2 separate regions of the Homo sapiens genome follow, and region 2 is linked to region 1. A link is an interaction called in ENCODE POLR2A ChIA-PET data of the cell type or tissue named here. Cell type or tissue: OCI-LY7. All regions are shown on one strand.

Region 1 (2,500 bases):
GGTCTCAGAGAGAGAGAGAGAGAGAGAGAGAGAGAGAGAGAGAGGTGTACAGGGTCTCACTCTATAGCCCAGGCTGTGGCATGATCTTCACTCACTGCAACCTCTGTCTCTTGGGTTCAAGCAAATCTCATGTCTCAGCCTCCCGAGTAGCTGGGATTACAAGCGTGTGCCACCACACCTGGCTAATTTTTGTATTTTTAGTAGAGACCGGGTTTTACCATGTCGGCCAGGCTGGTCTCAAACTCCTGACCTCAGGTGATCTACCCACCTCAGCTTCCCAAAGTGCTGGGATTACAGGCCACCACTCCTGGCCATACTCTCAATTTTTAAATGCTGGCTACTAAAAATTTAAAAACTACCTCTTTAGGCCGGGCGCGGTGGCTCATGCCTGTAATCCCAGCACTTTGGGAGGCCGAGGTGGGCGGATCACCAGGTCAGGAGATCGAGACCGTTCTGGCTAACACAGTGAAACCCCATCTCTATTAAAAGTACAAAAAATTAGCTGACTGTGGTGGCACGTGCCTGGAGTCCCAGCTACTCGGGAGACTGAGGCAGGAGAATCGCTTGAACCCGGGAGGTGGAGGTTGCAGTGAGCCGAGATCGTACCACTGCACTCTAGCCTGGGTAACAGAATGAGACTCCATCTCAAAAAAAAAAAAAAAAATTACCTCTTTATGTCAGATTCAACCTGTGAGATGCCAAATTGTGATCTCTGCCATATCATGTATGTGTTTATTTAGAGACCTTTTATTTTCTGTGTTGCTTTGAGGTCATTGATTCCAGAATGTGGTTTAATATATGTGCTGAATGATTTATTTATCATACACAGTAAGTTTTATACATATTCACTTTAAAGTATGCATATATTATATAACTAGATGGAGTTAACACCTCTTTTTTATTTTTATTTTTTAAAGATATTCAATGCAGGAAATGTATGATGTAGTATCGGGAGTGGAGGATTACAAGCATTTTGTTCCTTGGTGCAAAAAATCAGATGTTATATCAAAGAGATCTGGATATTGTAAAACAAGATTAGAAATTGGATTTCCACCTGTGTTGGAGCGATATACATCAGTAGTAACCTTGGTGAAACCTCATTTAGTAAAGGTAACAGTTTTGTTTTTTGTTGTTTTTAAATATTCTTCCATATATTAACTTTGTCAAATGAGTTAAAATGTAATAGCCTAAAAAAACTTATTTAACCTAACAGGAGGAGGGTAAAAAATTTATTATATCTCCTAACTGTGTTACTTTATACAATGTTAGCATTATTCTTTCCAAATAGAAATTTGAATATAATATGGGAATGGGAAACTTTTCCCTTTTTTTTCCCTTCTATTGAGGACTACTGACCCACAGGACAGATCACTTGCGCCACCCAAGTGGGAAATGTTTTAATTTAATTTTTCAACTGTTTTAAAATATGAATTAAATACTTTTATTATTGGGGGAAGAGTAAATTTGTTTACTAAATATATAGTTTTTTAAGTTAAAGAAGGAATGGTGGGGAAGAAGGAAGGAAAAAAATTAAAGTGGTGAGAGGATAAAGAAAGGTAGAAAAGATATAGGCATAGCGCTGTGGCTCACGCCTTTAATCCCAGCACTTTGGGAGGCCAAGGCGAGCGGATTACGAGGTCAGGAGTTCAAGACCAGCCTGACCAACATGGTGAAACCCCGTCTCTACTAAAAATACAAAAATTAGCCGGGCGTAGTGGTGCTTGCCTGTAATCCCAGCTACTCAGGTGGCTGAGGCAGGAGAATCACGTGAACCCGGAGGCAGAGGTTGCAGTGTGCCGAGATAGTGCCGCTGCACTGCAGCCTGGGCAACACAGTGAGACTCTGTCTCAAAATTAAAAAAAAAAAAAAAAGATATAAATATGTCATGTCAGGCAGCTGAGATGGGAACCCAAGAAGTTGAGGCTAGAGAGAGCTGTGATTAAGCCACTACACTTCAGCCTGGGCAACAGAGTGAGACAGTGTCTCAAAAAAAATTAAATAAAAATGAAAAGAAAAAATATAAAAATATTGGGGGGCAAAGTGGCTCACGCCTGTAATCCCAGCACTTTGGGAGACTAAGGTGGGTGGGTCACCCGAGGTCAGGAGCTTGAGATTAGCCTGGCCAACATGGTGAAACACCGTCTCTACTAAAAATACGAAAAAATTAGCCAATATGGTGGCAAGTACCTGTAATTTCAGCTACTCAAGAGGCTGAGGCAGGAGACTCACTTGAACCCAGGAGGCAGAGGTTGCAGTGAGCTGAGATCGCGCCAGTGCACTCCAGCCTGGGCAACAAGAATGAAACTCTGTCTCAAAAAAAAAAAAAAAAAAAAAAAAAAAAAAATATATATATATATATATATATATATATATATACACACACACACACACACACACACACACACATACATACACACACATATATATATACGTATATATATATATACACACACACACACATATATATATATACATATATATGTATAAACATTGTTGAGAT
Region 2 (2,500 bases), 310 kb before region 1:
TTCTAAGGAAACATAGTGGAATGGTTCACAAGGACATTAAACATTAAACATAACTGTGGTCATTTTCTCCTTTCTATGCTTGTTAATTGTTGTTTGGACCACTGCCCATTCATGAAATACTTACTGAATGCTTACTCTATGCCAGAAACCATATTCTGGGGACAGAGGGATGACTACAACAGGCCTGGTCCCTGCCCTCATGAAACTCACATTCAAGTGGGAAGGCTGACAATAGTATACTAGACAATAGTATACTAGATACACATGAGATTATTTCAGATAAAACACCGTATGGGATTAAGTGATTCAGGAGATGGGAATAAGAGTGGTCAGTGAGGCCTTTCTGAGAATGTTGACATTAAGGCTGAGAGCTAAGGTTGATATTATCTCTGTTTTATAGATAAGAAGACTGTAGCTCAAATTTTAAAATTTCCTCAAGATTCCACAGGTATATAGCACAGTCAAGATCTGACCTTCACCCAGCAGACTTCAGTCTGTATCTTTGGCAAGGCATTGAACAGATTGTGCTGAAAGGCAGCATGGTAACATGCAAGGGAAAAAAGCGTTGCTTCCTCATCTGTAAATTGGCGATAATAAAATCTACCTTAGAGGACTGATAAGAGGACTAAAGATCATATAAGTAAATAAAGCCCTAGGCAAGCAGGAGATAAGTGCACAGCAGTGCTCCATACGAAGCCCATTATTGTCATTGGCATAGAGAGTTGTGTGATATCTTTCCTCCAAAGACTGAAAACTTCCTGGAGTAAAGAACCGGCCTCACTCTTCTTTATCCCCATAGTAGCAGCATACTTGGTGCTCAGCATAAATTGGCTGAACTAACTAGTCTACACGTATGGTTTCTTCCACTAACTTCTATTGACTCCTCCATAGCAATGGTAACCAAAGCCCATCTGCTATGTCTTTAAGGTTTCTCCTAAAACTAGCATGTATGTTAGTTTCAAGTTTCTTGGATTCGCTGTTGATTTTAATCATTATTCCTTTCATAATTTGATTATATAATACATCTAACAACCCTTGATTAGCCCAAGGATATTATTCCATTTTCTGACAGTCCAGACCCTCTGCTCTTCCTCTGTCTCTCACAGATTATTGCTTTTAGACATTTCATGACTCACTAATATCTAAAACAGATGGCAGGCAGGGGACACAACAAGAATTGATCTTCAAACCAGTCTATTTTTTAGAAAGTCTGGTAAGTAGGTTTTATAAAGAATGCACTACCATTAAGTAGACAAAAAGGAGTTTGGATTCACTGGAAACTCATGTTGTCTATGTATGGCTGCAGGCAATTACTATGGAAAAGTGAAAATAGGGCAGTCATGCAACTATAAAATAATGGCATGCATTGGAAAATTCAGTACGATATATGACTACAATCAACCTTGTTATAGATATATCACCCTATCTTTGAAAATAAAGATTCAGTATTTGAAATCATGTTAGCTTATTTGAGAATCAAGTGTATTAATTTGTGCAATGAACTATATAAGCTGAGAACAGATTTTCACAAATGTTTTCTATTTCTATTGATAACCCTAGATGCATTTTCCATTTTAGCCTCATGTTCCCTTTGAATCCTCGCTATATCTACTTAAAATTTTCTACTGGGATTTTTGGATAAAAGCTATGTAATTACATGTTCTTTTGTGAACTGAATTGGTTTCAGGGTTTGGTTCAACAAATTAAACCCTGCCTAAGTGATTTAAACAGGGACTATTCCAACCCAAATTATGACTTCATTTGACCTGAAGCAAAGGCAACTCTATTTGAGATCTTGGCCTCAAATAAAAAGCTAAGAAAACTCCAACATCCCTCCCTACCTTGCAAATCTGGTTGGCCTGTCATGATATGACTGGTTTTGCTGATTCTGTGGCCCCTTTTATGGCACAGCTTGTTCAAACCAAAGTTTCTATAACATAAAAAGGGTGTGTTGCATGAATACTGTAAAAATTCTTGATGATGAATCCCAGTGTTCCTGTTAATATGTGCTTAAAGGTTTCTGGTAGTTTCCAGAATAACTATGCGAATTGATACTCTCCTTTAGTGACATGGCACAGACAGGTAACTGCAGAGAAGACTTGTATTCAGGCAGTACTCCTTTAGTTCTCCAAAGCAGCAGAACCACAGAAACAATCACAAGTGCTATTAAGACCTTAACCAACATAATAGTGCATTTCCACTATTGACCAAGGGTTGCTAACGTCTTCTCTTCTAACAAGGAACACCTGATCATGAGTCAAAGCGTGAATGACCGAGCCACAGTAATCACCATGCTGGATAGAGAGAAATCAGCCAGGAGGTAGCACTATGTCCTCTGCCTAGGTAGAAGGCCACTCTACTTTGCCATAAGCTAAACTAATGGAATAGGAGATGGAATAGAAGGAGGGCGAAGGTTCTGGAGAAAAGAGAATAGTAGTAATAATACTGGTTAAAATGGGTTCTAGCCCAATGACATCCTTAGGGTGTCTAGAAGAAGAAA

Evidence for each region. Peaks named below come from ENCODE experiments on the same cell type or tissue, not always from the same donor. Only the 100,000 strongest peaks of a DNase experiment are listed, where the experiment ranks them.
Region 2: POLR2A ChIA-PET joins it to region 1 with 6 read pairs; 3 of 35 experiments call an interaction of 5 or more read pairs at or near these places.

Annotation. Positions count from the first base shown.
Region 1 is chr2:197,461,622-197,464,121 of GRCh38, forward strand. COQ10B (coenzyme Q10B) reads left to right here. Exons shown (of 5, transcript NM_025147.5): 3 at 918-1,110. Among named protein-coding and RNA genes, the nearest start is that of COQ10B, 9.3 kb to the left of the region's middle. In OCI-LY7, no CTCF peak of the experiment used is centred here; no DNase peak of the experiment used is centred here.
Region 2 is chr2:197,147,497-197,149,996 of GRCh38, forward strand. The region is part of intron 2 of ANKRD44 (ankyrin repeat domain 44); the gene reads right to left. Among named protein-coding and RNA genes, the nearest start is that of ANKRD44-AS1, 49 kb to the right of the region's middle. In OCI-LY7, no CTCF peak of the experiment used is centred here; no DNase peak of the experiment used is centred here; H3K27ac peaks cover 1,823 bases.